Regions from separate parts of the Homo sapiens genome. Here region 2 is linked to region 1. Evidence: read pairs that join two places in POLR2A ChIA-PET (ENCODE). Cell type or tissue: PC-9. All regions are shown on one strand. Links, peaks and the distances in the headings refer to the core of each region. The heading gives the core; the rest is flanking DNA.

Region 1 (7,632 bases), core at 810-5,809:
CACGTGCCATGGTGGTTTGCTGCACCTATCAACCCGTCATCTAGGTTTTAAGCCCCGAATGCATTAGGTATTTGTCCTAATGCTCTCCCTCCCCTTGCTCCTCACCCCCCGATAGGCCCCAGTGTGTGATGTTCCCCTCCCTGTGTCCATGTGTTCTCACTGTTCAACTCCCACTTATGAGTGAGAACATGAGGTATTTGGCTTTCTGTTCCTGTGTTAGTTTGCTGAGAATGATGGCTTCCCACTTCATCCATGTTCCTGCAAAGGACATGAACTCATTCTTTTTTATGGCCGCACAGAAATACCTTTAACTGAAAAGCATTCCTTTCCCCAAAGAGGTGCGTAGGTGCAAAGCCACTTGGTATGGAGTTTCTGTCAAATCCTAAAAGGGGATGTTGGCCTCTTCCCAGCTGCGGTGGGCACTAATAGTGAGGGGAATGCTGGCAGGAGGTTGGAGAGGACCACCGGTCCCCAACCTTGGTTCAGCTGGCTTTGGCTTCCTCTGAAAAGAACATCTGCATAACACCCTTGGGACCCTCCCATTGGGCTCTGCAGGGGGTACACCCCCAGAGCAGCACAGCCCCAGGGGACACAAGTTGCAGGGGGTGGAGGTGGGCTGGTAGAGGCCCCGGGCCTGGAGGAATGGGAACCAGCTCCTTAGGTCTGACCAGAGTCAGCTGGGCTAAGGCTGGCTGTCATGTTGGCCACATGGTTCCTAAGAGACCAGGCTAGCAATGTCACCTTCTGCAAGCACTGCACCCAGCACTTTCCCTCTTAAAGGCTTATGGGCAGGAAGCAGGCAAGTGTTTTGCTGCCAGGAAGTGGTCTTACAATTACATTACAAATAATGCCCCACCCACGGGAGAAGCGGTATTTCCCCTTCTACCTGCCCGGGTAGACAAGGAGGTCTGACCTGTTGTGGAGTTTATTGCCACATAGGCACAAGTTCCTAGTGATGACAGAACTGAAAAAGCTGTTGCAAGGTTTGGTGGCTATAACTCAGGTGAAATATGGTCTATAATAATTCAGTAAAAACCTACTCCTCACTAAAGTCCCAATAGGGATGTTGAATGAGGCATTTCCCTCAAACCATGTTCTTCTCCCAACCCATCCAGGCATTGTTGGAGCCTTCAAGGAAGCAGCAAGAACACAGAGGTGCACCCCAGCTAAGCGGACACGACCGCATTCAGGGACACCCCAGCTAAGCGGACACGACCGCATTCAGGGACACCCCAGCTAAGCGGACACGACCGCATTCAGGGACACCCCAGCTAAGCGGACACGACCGCATTCAGGGACACCCCAGCTAAGCGGACACGACCGCATTCAGGGACACCCCAGCTAAGCGGACACGACCGCATTCAGGGACACCCCAGCTAAGCGGACACGACTGCATTCAGGGACACCTCAGCTAAGTGGACACGACCGCATTCAGGGACACCCCAGCTAGGTAGGCACGACTGCATTCAGGGCTAAATGGCTACAACCATTAGCAGCTCTTCAACTAACTCTTCTTACCTTGGCAATTTAAAAACCCAGGACTTTCAAAGAAGTACAGATGCTTCCTTTCCCAGGGAAGAAAGGGGAATGGTAAGTCAAGAATGAGAGGAAGACTGAGGAAAAAAGGACAGAGTAAGGCTGAGTTTAGGGACCAAGAATGCCTGAGCTTTTTTCAGGAACAGGTTGTGGGGCACTGGGGAGAGAGGAAGAAAGGAGCTGCGCTTCAGGATGCCACAGACCTTGGGCCTGAGTCCCTGGACGAACTCTTAGTAGCTCTAAGACTTTGATCAAACTATTTAAGCTCTCTGAAGGCCAGTTTTCTTGTTAAAAATGGGGCTGGACTACTCTAGGAAAATGTGGCCAGATTGCTTTTTAAAGCAGCTCTATGATCCTGTTCCTCCTCACCGGGTGTGACCTCCCAACCGGGGTCTCCAGCTACCCCAACGCTGGCGCTTTCTGACTGACAGAGGTTTCAAACCTCCCTGGGATGCAGCTCCCAGAGGGATGGGCAGGCCGCCATCTTTGCTGTTTTGCAACTTGACTGTTGATACCTGCAGGTACTGGAAAATCTGAGATGATTAGGGACTTCATGGCTTCTTTAAAGATCCTGCCCAGACCTGTGGCTTATTGTCCTGTTTTTCAATCTACCTCCTATTTCTCCACAAAGTCTTAACAAATTCAGTATTTTAGAATTAGTGCACGAAGGCCTCCATGTAATGCTCTTTATTAATTTTATGTATATTCATCCCTCAGTATATGCAGAGGATTCATTCCAGGGCCCCCGTCCATAACAAAATCTATGCACACTCAAGTCCCACAGTCAGTCCTGAGGAACCAGGTATGGGAAAAGTTGGCCCTCCATACATGTAGGATTTGCATTCTGCAAATACTACATTTTCAACTTGTATTTACTTGAAAAAAAAAAAACCTGTGTATAATTGGACCCCCTGAAGTTCAAACCTGTGTTGTTCAAGGGCCATACTGTAGTTATTAATAATGTAGAATCACTCAATCAAGAGTTGTCACTAGGTGCACTATTCTAAGTACTCTAGATGTAATTCAATCCCCTCAAGAGATCGATGAGGTAGGTACTACTGTTATCCCTCTATTATAAGAAAGGAAACTGAGGCACTGTAAGACAACTAAATAAATGCCCAAGGTTACAGTTCTAGAAAGTGCTTTAAATGGAACCTGAACTCAGAGAGTCTTGCTCCAGACTTGCACTTTTAACCCTTTATGCAATAGTGTCTCTCAGAATATAAAGAAAAAATTCTCCATATTTCCCGCAACAGTTTTAGCACTTGACTAAATTTTCTCATTACTATGTCTTCTCTAAATGTCCTAGAACAGGAACAGGAATGGATCCCAAACATGGTCGAGGAGATCTTCCACCCTGTTTAAGAGATGATTTCCATGGAGAATGAGCCTGGAGGAATGCTGGGTGAGGAATCACATTCTGTCTCTGCAGTCAGAGGCTGAGACTGATCAATGAGCTAATGAAGAGGTTAGTCAGTCTTCCAGCCCGTAGAATCAATTCAAGGAAAAGAGAGCAAGCTCATCCTGAGGGACTCTGCCATTGGTTACTCCTGTCCCGTATCCTGTCACCAATGACTATCGATTCATTTGTTCTTATAGTTATCTGTGACACCATTTAAGCACAGAGAATTGCTAATTGTTTTAGAAAACTTTCTGGGTTAAATTTCTCTTCATGTGGAGAATATTCCCTCTTCAGGCCACCTTAAAGTTCTTAAACTTTGTATTATTACATATCAGTTTGAGAAATAGGATATGAAGAGCTTATTGATTTAGAAATGTCAGGGCTTTTGCTTCTGTCTAAAGCCTTACTAAGAAGAATCACCAGTTAAGAAGATCAATATAAAGACGAACTCACTAAAAAGCATCCTGATCTAGTTGAATAAGCTAACATCCTGCTACTGCAGCTCCTTGATTTCAATGAAGTCACTGATTCTCCCTTGGTGACTCGCTCACTGCCAAGCCCAGGGGATGTTCTGGAGTGAGACCATTAGGTGGGAGGATGACTCAGTCAGATGCAGTTCCTCCACACTCCCACAGCACTCCAGGAGTCATGCAGAGGAGTGGAAAGACAGGTTTCTTGCCTAGATGACCTTACATTCTTATTGTTCTGGAGAAAAGATTGCAAAAGCAAATAATAATCAGATTGTGAGCAGGTAAACATACCAACTATGCAAAACACAAGGAGACGTATGACTCGGTCAGAAATCCAATACAAATTGAGGACAAGCATTTCTCAAATAATAATAAGATATGGTCTCTAAAAGGAAAAGATTTTCTATTCTCTTTTTATAAAGTAAACACTTTCAGGCCGGGCACAGTGGCTCACATCTGTAATCCCAACACTTTGGGAGGCTGAGGCAGACTGGCCTGAGTGCAGATCACCTGAGATCAGGAGTTTGAGACCAGCCTGGTCAACATGGTGAAACTCCGTCTCTACTGAAAATACAGAAAATTAGCCGGGCATGGTGGCACACACCTGTAATCCCAGCTACTTGGGAGGCCGAGGCAGGAGAATTGCTTGAACTTGGGAGATGGAGGTTGCAGTGAGCTGAGATCATGCCAGTGCACTCCAGCCTGGGCAAGGCAAGATTCAGTCTCAAAAAAACAAAAACAAAACAAAAAACAAAAAAAACAAAAAACAGAAAAACAAAAAAACCCAAACCACTTTCATTAAAAAAAAAAAAAAAAAATCAGAAAAGTCCAAAAACGAAAATAAAGCTCACCAGGGGCCCATCACCTGGCAATAACATCTTGTAGACAGTATATCCTTCCAGACTGGTTTTAAGAAACACATTTTTTTTTTGGCTTTGCTTTATAACAGTCTCACTATATAGGCATTGTCTTACCTGTTTCTTTCATTTCACAGTATATTATGAACAAGTCCTAACCTAAACTGGGTCTGTAAATTATTACAGTGTAAACAAATCCTAACAGAGGTAAACATACTTTTCTACAGGAAAAAAACCATTCAAATAATAGAATTCATGTATCTAGGTCTTCTCCACCAATCCTTAATTAATAAACCCACAGTTCCTGAAGAAGCCCAGAAGTGCAATATTAAAACGGAAAATAACTTTACAGGTGGTTGAGCCCATATTTCTTCTCTAAATGTGTCTAGCCATCATTTAACCCCATCTCATTCCTGGGGTACTGGGAACACCTTCCCCCTTTACATATGTGTCTTGGTTCATTCCTGCTGCTATAATGAAATATCTTAGACTGAATAATTTAGAAACGATAGGCTTTTATGTCTTGCAGTTCTAGAAGCTGGGAAGTCCAAGATCAAGGCACAGATTTGGTGTCGGTGAGGGCTGCCCTCTGCTTCCAAGATGGTGCCTTGCTGCTGTGTTCTCACATGGCAAAGGGCAGACGGGCAAAGGGGGGGAGAGGTGAATGAGCTCCCCCAAAACATCTTTTATAAGGGCACTAGTCCTATGCCTTAGGGCTCTACCCTCATGATTTAATCACTGTCTAAAGGCCCCACTTCTTAATACTCTCACACTGGTGATTAAATTTCAACACATGAATTTTGGGGAACACATTCAGACCATAGCAGTATGTGTCTATCCAACTGCTCCCTATCAAGGGATTGGACAGAGGAGGGATGCCCAACTGCCCCTATTCAGGTCCCTTACGGTGGCATTTGGTCCAGACTGGCTCTACTCCCCACTCCATGGAGCCTGCTCTGGCTAAAGTCAACAAAAGCCTTCATGTTGCCAGAGTCAGCGACACATACCTGTCCCTTCCTAATGATCGATGCTAAGAGATAGCACTATTTCCATGATCTTATTCACTGTTTTTTTTTGTTTTGTTTTGTTTTGTTTTTCAGACAGGGTCTCACTCTGTCACCCACGCTGGAGTGCAATGGCACAATCTCGGCTCACTGCAACCTCTGTCTCCCAGGTTCAAGCGATTCTCCTCTCCTGCCTCAGCCTCCCTAGTAGCTGGGATTATAGGCACCCACCACCACGCCTGGCTAATTTTTTTGGTATTTTTAGTCGAGACGGGGGTTTCACTATGTTGGCCAGGTTGGTCTCGAACTCTTGACCTCAGGTGATCCACTTGCCTCGGCCTCCCAAAGTGTTGGGATTACAGGCGTGAGCCACTGCACCCGGCCTCTTATTGTTCTTACCTTATACTCCATTCAATTATTCTATACTCCATTCAGTAAATCTATGAGATAGGTACGATTATCATTATCCTCATCTTTCAGATTAAGAAATCAAGTCAGAAGATAAATAACTTACCTTAGTTCATATAGCTAGTATATTGGAGGAGCAAGGATTTTCAACCATGGTCCAATTTTCAACTATGGTCCAATTTCAGAGCCTATACTACTAACCACAATTCGAGACTGCCTTTCCAATCTCCTGGCAGTAGTAGAGCCTGTTCTACAACCAAAATGTATTTCAAATCCACCCACCTCTTTCCACTCCATGGGAACCTCTCTAACCCAAGCTAGCATCAACTCTTGCCTAGATACAAAATAACCTTACCTGGCTTCCCTTGCTTTCCTCTAATCCATTCTCTGTACTGTAGCCAAAATGATTTTTTAAACATACAAATCAGATCACTTCCCCTCCCTAATCCCACTCCCTACATCTAAAACCCTTCATTGGGATTTCATGTCATGTAGAATACAATAAGAAATCCTTTTCATGTCCATAAAGGCCCAGGCAGTTCCCATGGCTGCCTTACTCTACGAGTTCATCTTATTCTACTCTGTCTTTCTCATAAAACTCTAAGCAACACCAGCCTTCTAAAAGTTCCTAGAACATCCTAGTCTCTTCCTTGCCTCAGGATCTTTGCAACTCCTGTTTCCATGTCTAGACTACTTTTCCTGGATCCTAGCATGACCAGCTGCTCCAGGAAAAGAAATAGCTTTTCCTCAGGTCCTCTCTGATAACTTTTTTTTTTTTTTTTTGAGAGTCTCGCACTGTCGCTTAGGCTGGAGTGCAGTGGCGCCAACTCAGCTCACTGCAACCTCCGCCTCCCAGATTAACCCTTCTTAAATCTCTCTCCTATCACACTCCTTGTTTTCTTCTGAGCACTTGCTACAAGGAGTAGTTACTTTACTTGTTTAGTACCTGTCCTGAGACAGAAACATAAGGTCTTTGAAGGCCTCACTCACTACTTTACCCCCAGTATTAAAGACATCCATACCTGGTACGGGGTAGTTGCTCAATGGGACAGAGTCAGAAGACCTAAGTTCTAGTCTGGGCTCTGCCACAAAAAATTCTTCAAGTGACTCTAGCATATCACTTAATCTTGGCAAATCTTTCTTTCCCATGTGTTAAATGGGATAATGTTTTTTCTATCCCACAGTGCAACTGTGAAAGTCTTATGATGTAATGTATGTGAAAGTCATGGGGAAAAAGACAACTTTGGTATGCAAATGTCAGGTATGAGGACCTCCACAAGAGGAATGGTTTCTTGGGAAAACTGAGAAAGAGTCAATGTGTTATAAGTTGGTTTTATTTTTCTAAAACAGTACATTCATTATTCCCTTCATTCTGACATTCTAATCATTATTGGTTTTTCACTACTTGACAGCATTCTTTTTTGTTAATATCTGGAGTATAAATTGTCCCTAAAGTTTCAGAATTATGTAGACAAACACCTGTCTTGGATTTTGAGAGACAGGAAGAAATGTAGTTAATCTTTAGAGTTTTTTCCCCAGTATGCTCGATATTTTTCAAAAGATTAATAACCAAAAAAGTTATTTAAAAGACAGCCAAGAGCACGTGCAATCAGTTTCATGCAGTTATGATTGGCTAAACGCGGTCTGTAAGTATGTGTTGCAAAAGCTATAAGCTTTTCCTGTAAGTTCATTATCTTTTATGGGCAATTCTCCAGGTATTGCAAAAATGCAATGACTTGTTCTTGCATCCCTGTTTGGTGAAGCCATCCCTAAGGACCACGGAACCCACAAAGCAGTACTGAAGATTCTGCAGCAATGTGAATACACAAACACACCCTCACCCAGGGCCTTTGCCAGTCCTCTGTCATTCAGATCACACATCAGTGAGACTGGCTCAGCTCAGTGAATTGAGATGCCCTCAACTAAAGGAGCTCTGTTTGATGTTCCTGTGGAAT
Region 2 (7,632 bases), core at 1,344-6,343, 74 kb after region 1:
ACTGAGGGAGAGTGAATGTCAAATTTGGTCATACGAGAATTAGCCCTATTGTTAATTTTAAAAAGCGTTATTCCCTATGATCTTCCCCAATATTAATAGCCCAGATATCTCAATTAAGGCTTATTTAACAATGTCAATCTATGGAAATGCCCTGAAGTGTATAGATAAGAATGCTGTAAAACAGTAGGCCAGCCTGAGTTCTAATCCTGCTGCCCCACTAAGTTCTGTGAGCCTGGACATGTAACTTATATGGTTAGCTTTCTTACCTGTGAAATGAAGGTAGTAAAGGAAGATATTTTGTTTGTTAAAATTATTTCATTTTTTTAAAATACAAAAGGAATACATTAACATTGTAAAATTTTTTCAAGCCATATAAATATTTACATAGATGAAAAGTAAGAGTATCCCTACTCACCCCACTGCTTCTTCTCTAATTTATTCAACAAGGGTGGTTACTGTTAATACTTTAGGGGTATGTATGTTTGTAAAATTTGTGTTATATATTTATTATTTTAAATACTTACACTATATATAATTATACATTATATGCACTTAAAAAATAGAATTTTTTAATTCTAAAAATAGAATCATGCTATCAGTTCTTGTTCTTTGCATTTATAACATTTACATTGTACTATATGATACCTAAGGTCACCTATAGATCTTACAAACCACCATTACAATAATTACTTAAATTTTCCCGACTTTCTTCCTTTGCTTTCCAAGTAAAGGCATAATGACCTTTCTCCCAACACAGATCCACATGATTACCCATAAATGTGGGTTATGTACAAATCCAGATTCCCAAGTAGGAAACTGAAAGGGTTAAATGCATATATTTTAATTCTTTTAAGCTACTTGTTGTTTCTTTCACTTTCGGCTTTCTTTCTTAAAATTTTTCCTAATTTTTTGGACCAATGCACATTTTTCTGGTTAAAGTAACTTGAGAAAATCTGTGGTAGAAAATGACATGAAGTTCAGAGGTAGAATTTGTTTTAGAAATTCCCTCAGCAAATCAGACACATGATTTGGTAAGTATTGAGTCAGTGTCCTCAGAGCAGTTTCTATTGCCCTAATACTGTGGCTGAGGATTAGTTTCACGACATGATGCATATGCTAACAAAGGGGGAAAATGTGTACAATCAATAAGAATTTAGACATAATTTTGTTCAGCAGATTTGACACTGTTTATTAAAAGACATTTTAAATTATCTATGTGCCCTGTCATCCCAGCTTTTCCAACTGAATTTTAAACCATAGGTAAAAATAACATACTATAGTAACTTAAAATATTCTGTATGTTTCTCTAAGAAACAACAGAAATAAATTTTATATATAATTTGGTATCACACACTTCTTTATCAAAGATGATATTAATCAATGGTATATTAAAGAGAATCTAGAATTGTCCTAATATGTGTAAGATTTTAATACTTCATTAGACATTACAAAACAATGAGGATGAGAGAAATTATTCAACAAATAGGGATGAGTAATAGGGTAGTAATACGGAGTAAACCTATTCTATCCTTATCTTAAATACAGAAAAAAATTTCAGATGAATTATGCATTAAAATACTTAGGGAAAAATATACAAAATGTTAACAATGGCAATTTTCTGCCTCAGTTCAGTTGAAGCAGTTCAGTTGACAACTGATAGAAAAGTGAGTGCAAGGTCTCTTTAAGAAAAATTTTCAAAGAAATGTACAAAATGGGACTCATTACTCAGATCCCTCAGCCAGATCAAAGCTATCACAAGTGTCAGATGTGGAGGAGGGTGAGTCTGAAAAAAGATTTCTTTAGAGAGCAGTTGTTTACCTGAGTGGGAATCTGCATATTCAGCAGCAAGAGTAAGGGGTAAAGGGTCTTCTCTTCTTTACCTCAAGCCTAATAGGGTAAGTTCCTCAAAAGATTATTTAGAGAACCTAGCTGAACTCTAAGTTGACATGACAATGAATTGGTATCTGGCTTCCTTCTTGAACACCTAGAGACCTTGAAAAATGAGGAGCTACCACAGCAGGGCCAAAAGAAAGTTGCTGCTGAGCTGAGAAGTAATTGTCTTCCCTTCTAACAATGGGCCTGAGGTGCAAAGGTCCTGAGGACTTGTTGTGAAGCCTGCCCTGTGACCCTGCCTATGAGGGCTTCCATCTGAGAGTGAGAGTCTGTGTAGGATGGTCCATCAGAAAAAAAAAATAGAAGCTGAGAGAAGACTGAGAGGGCACAGGGAAAGGGCAATGTGTATTGCCCGCATCATAGAAGTTCCAGCCTGATGGACCAAAGAGAAATTTCAGAAGAGTCTTAGAAAACTGCTCTCCAGAGACTGAGTTTTAAACACCTGTCAGGGAGTGGCAGAGCCAACCACAGTCAGTAATTAGTTACCATCCAAGAGCTCCAGGGTCCCACTGCCTTACCTCTCCTTCCTTAAGGGCAGTAAGACAAAAATAAAGGCATCAAGATTATTCAATGTACTGGTTATAATATAATAAAATTAAACTACAAAAACCTGGGGGTGGTGGGGAGAAGTTTCTGATTTTAGAGGCATTCAAATAAATAGAAAAAGGCCAATGAATTTTTACTCTACAGAATTTGTAATTGTATATATTTAAACAAAAACTAACACACATTGCAAAGAAAAAGACAAGTGGCTGAAAAAGTATTTGCAGCAGTTATGGTAGAGAAGGAGTAAATAACTGTATTACATAAATAGGCTCCACTTGATGAATAAACAAAGAACAGAAACAGTTCTCAAAATAGGGAATAAAACTAGTGAAAAAGCACCACTGGGCCAGGCGCAGTGGCTCATGCCTGTAATCCCAGCACTTTGGGAGGTCGAGGTGGGCCGATTACAAGGTCAAGAGATCGAGACCATCCTGACCAACATGGTGAAACCCTGTCTTTACTAAAAATACAAAAATTAGCTGGGCATGGTGCATGCGCCTGTATTCCCAGCTACTCGGGAGGCTGAGGCAGAAGAATGGCTTGAACCTGGGAGGCGGAGGTTCCAGTGAGCTGAGATCACACCACTGCACTCCAACCTGGTGACAGAGTGAAACTCCATCTCAAAAAAAAAAGCACCACTAATAAGCAACATGGCAAATGAAAATATCAGGCATATTTTTCTTATTAAACTCGTAAGGTTATTTAAAATGAAAATACTGATGCTACTAGCAGTGTACACAAAGACACTAATGTGTACACTGCTAGTAGCATCAGTATTTTCACTTCCAAACTGAAAATTAGTACTATCTATAAAATAGAATTTATCAATATAAATCAATAGATTTAAAATGCTTATATAATTTGACCAATAGTTACAACTCTGTTAATCTTTCCTAAGAAGATAATACGTGTGGAAAAAGCTACATATTGTAGAACAGCAAAAAATTGGAAATCAAATGTTCAACAAAAAGGGAAAAATTTAGGAAGCTGTGGAACATTTATTAAACACTAAGAATGAAGACTATGAAAAAAATGCAAAATTACCATATATATCATGATCAAAACTATGTTTTTAAGAGTTTTATTGAGGTCCAATTGCATTACTATGTTCTTAGACAAAAAAAAAAATGTGGGGAGGGGGGCCTGGAAATAAAACAACAAAATATTGTGATGGGACAGTAGCTAATTTTAGCATTTTTCTCTTTTTCTCGAAGTATATCTGTATGACTTTCATAATGAAAAAAATTATAAACTTGGAAAAATCATCTTGGATGCAAAAGACATTACAAATAGTAAATGAAATAAATATACTAACTGTACTTTTTTGTTTGGGGGTATGAATTATTTTATATTAGTTTCCTCCAAACATAACACGTACCATGTTAGGCCAGGACGAAAAGTAGAATGTGCAAAATTTTAAAGGAGATGATTTTTTTAAAGACTATACAAACATGAGTTAGGACAAGAGATGAACAGTTATATCCTGCTATACAAAAGGTTGATGAGGTACTTTAAATTACCTTACTTTTAGCTACTACTTTTAACTAATTTTTACATTCACAGATCTGAATTTATCAGGAACTACTTTCCACCTTATAAATCATAACTCAAAAAATATGTGAGTCATCAAGGGCTTGCATATATTCACTGAAGTTTGAGAAAATAAGATTATTAGGTCAGTGATCAAAGTCTAATTTGCTATTTTGAATCTTCAGTGTTTTGAAAACAGGAAGATATCTTTGCAGTAAGACATCCACCTGTTACATATGCTCTTCTGAAAGTAGGAGGATTTGCTTACCTTGTGTCACTGCTGCACCACCTTCCACTGCACTATTTCTGATCTACTTTTAAGGGTTACCATAGCTGGGTGAAGCTGACAACACACAGGGTAACATAATCTCATCTCTTGTCACAATCTTACATTTTCTGTCATAGGATTATCTAAACATATCACTGGTATAGCTTATCTCTGATCATAGTTCTGAATGTCTCTCAAATTACTCATCCAACACTTTGCATCTAGAAGTATTTTTTTTTCTCTGTCACCCAGGCTAGAGTGCAGTGGCGCGATCTTGGCTCACTGTAAGCTCCGCCTCCAGGGTTCATGCCATTCTCCTGCCTCAGCCTCCCGAGTAGCTGGCACTACAAGCGCCCGCCAGCATCTAGAAGTATCTTTAACAACACAAACTACTGGTTTGCATCATGATAAAATCAGCCTTTTAGCTATCATTACAAGTCTACTTGAGACTTACTTTTAAAGTAAGTCTACTTTTAATGATATTAATAATTCCTAGCACTTTAAATACTCTCACATAAAAATAGAACACCACTTTTTCAGCCTTTGTGAGCTTTGAAATAAATATGTACCTTAAGAAGATGACCTTGGGTATCTGAAAATATCATACTTGAGTATGAGTCTATATTTACCTGCATCTTCAGGGTTTCTTATTTCAAACTCTAATAAATATTCTTGTTTTTCTTCTATATCTTGTAGAATGGCACTGAGGGTCTGATGCTATCAGATAAAAATATTTGAAACTTCATTATAAAGGGGTAGATATGCTCTCTGATATGCCATTGACAAACACAGAGTAAATAAAATACTAAAGAAAGTGTTCCTAAAAATGCTCATTCCTCTTTATGCTCAAAATGTACTCATACGTTGTATAAGCTTAACTGTATAAATGTTGCAGATTTGAACAAAAGCAAACAAATATATTTTGAATTATGTAGTAGATCTCCTGGAAAATAGAATGTAAAAGTAGCAATCACAAGAAATCAATTTCTCACTGACTTCTGTTGAAACTATAGGTGTAGGAGAAAAATAAATCACATAACATTGAAAGTGCATACATATAACAAGTTCACTTTAAGGCCTTATGATTTTCATTGCACACTATTAAAATCTTATACATAATCTTAGAAATACAAAACACTATGCTCTCAAAAATTCACAAAGGGGACTTAATACCACTCCTACATGTCCTTGTCAGTACTAATCTTCCTGCCTGGAATGCTTTCAATTCACTCTGCCCTGATCCTTCTCTTTCCCTATGAGAGAGAGAATCGTGGAGTGGGCTCTGGAACCAGACTTTCAGGGTGTAAATCCTAGCTTCACCTCTTCCTATCTGGGTGACTCCAGCAAGTTACTTGTCCTCTCTGTGCCTGAATTCTATAACACATGAAAATGCTAAGGACAATGTCAGCACAAAGTAAGAATCCACTAAATAGTGAATATTATAATCATATAAAACCCATCTCATACAGGAAACTTCTGACTTATCCAATCCATGCTGATTTCCTTTTTCTCAGAATTAAGAAATTCGGTGCTACATAATTTAACACTAACATAATAATGTCTTGTACATTATATTTCCTCATCAGGACAATGAGATCTTGTAGGCAGAAGCATGCCTTTTATATTTGTATATGGTTTCAACATTGTGGGTTCATAGCTATTGCTCCATTAATGATGACGGATGGTTTGACTCACATTACCTATCCTTTAATATACTCTCCATACACATTCATTTCTAAAACATGTAGGTCCTCAAAGCCTTCTGAAGTATGTTGCCCTGAAATTTTACTTTGGTGCCCATAAAAGATATTTTAAAAGTACATAATAAAATAACCTAATTATTTGGTAAAACAGTCTTACTGCTGTCATTTATTAAATGCATCAAAGTGAAATTATAAAATACAAATATAAAAAACAAGCAAAAATAAAAACAACACTAAGGTTTACCGCTTCATACAGTGAATGATTTATGGTTATAAAAGCAAACAAAAGGCCAGAATTTGTGCTCAGGCTAAGCTCTATCCACAGATTAGGATAAAGAAAACATCTTTTGGTGCCAACTTTCCTTTCTCCTTTGCTCATATTGTAGATGTACTCAGTCTCGGACACTGTGGGCCAAGACTTATCTAAAACAAGGTTTCATTGAGGATGCTACCTTGGTTAAGATTTTGTGTCTAGTTAAGCTTTGTGTTTTTGTCCAACTAAGAATTTCAATCAATATGTATATCTTATTAAGCAACTGCTATGTTCTTTTTTTTCAAAAGTTACCTTTACATGATGGGTTTCGCAGCAAAGTTTATTACTATAAACCATATGGGATCGAGGGCAGCTAAACCAGGCTGCTTAATCCTCTTCTCTGTCTGGATTCCAGAATCTTTTCTACATCCTGTATCTCCTAGACACTTATGGAAGTGAGTGAAGACACATTTATGACAGTGGCAGTGTCTATGGACAAGAAGTAGCCAAAGAACTCAAACTAGGTATAAAGGATAGCAGCTACTCCATAATTCTGTATTCAAAGCAGATAATTAAGAGTTAACCACATAGCATAACTTCCAGCCCATTCTGTTCACCATCTTATCTTTTATAATAAAAAAATTCATTGATTTTGTATCCTGAGACTTTGCTGAAGTTGCTTATCAGCTTAAGGAGATTTTGGGCTGAGACAATGGGGTTTTCTAGATATACAATCAACGTACAAAAATCACAAGCATTCTTATACACCAACAACAGACAAACAGAGAGCCAAATCATGAGTGAACTCCCATTCACAATTGCTTCAAAGAGAATAAAATACCTAGGAATCCAACTTACAAGGGATGTGAAGGACCTCTTCAAGGAGAACTACAAACCGCTGCTCAACGAAATAAAAGAGGATACAAACAAATGGAAGAACATTCCATGCTCATGGATAGGAAGAATCAATATTGTGAAAATGGCCATACTGCCCAAGGTAATTTACAGATTCAATGCCATCCCCATCAAGCTACCAATGACTTTCTTCACAGAATTGGAAAAAACTACTTGAAAGTTCATATGGAACCAAAAAAGAGCCCGCATCGCCAAGTCAATCCTGAGCCAAAAGAACAAAACTGGAGGCATCACACTACCTGACTTCAAACTATACTACAAGGCTACAGTAACCAAAACAGCATGGTATTGGTACCAAAACAGAGATATAGATCAATGGAACAGAACAGAGCCCTCAGAAATAACGCTGCATATCTACAACTATCTGATCTTTGACAAACCTGAGAAAAACAAGCAATGGGGAAAGGATTCCCTATTTAATAAATGGTGCTGGGAAAACTGGCTAGCCATATGTAGAAAGCTGAAACTGGATCCCTTCCTTACACCTTATACAAAAATCAATTCAAGATGGATTAAAGACTTAA

What was found. ChIA-PET counts read pairs that join two places held together with the same protein. Peaks named below come from ENCODE experiments on the same cell type or tissue, not always from the same donor. Only the 100,000 strongest peaks of a DNase experiment are listed, where the experiment ranks them.
Region 2: POLR2A ChIA-PET joins it to region 1 with 6 read pairs; 3 of 35 experiments call an interaction of 5 or more read pairs at or near these places.

Annotation. Positions count from the first base shown.
Region 1 is chr5:75,033,741-75,041,372 of GRCh38, forward strand. All of the region lies in intron 3 of GCNT4 (glucosaminyl (N-acetyl) transferase 4), which reads right to left. Among named protein-coding and RNA genes, the nearest start is that of GCNT4, 15 kb to the right of the region's middle. RefSeq lists an enhancer at 2,836-4,035. In PC-9, for the core only: no CTCF peak of the experiment used is centred there; DNase peaks (open chromatin) are centred at 851 and 3,601; H3K4me3 peaks cover 249 bases; H3K27ac peaks cover 3,542 bases.
Region 2 is chr5:75,107,647-75,115,278 of GRCh38, forward strand. It overlaps ANKRD31 (ankyrin repeat domain 31), which reads right to left. Exons shown (of 26, transcript NM_001372053.1): 20 at 4,867-4,954. Among named protein-coding and RNA genes, the nearest start is that of GCNT4, 59 kb to the left of the region's middle. In PC-9, for the core only: no CTCF peak of the experiment used is centred there; DNase peaks (open chromatin) are centred at 4,415 and 5,885; H3K4me3 peaks cover 438 bases; H3K27ac peaks cover 1,046 bases.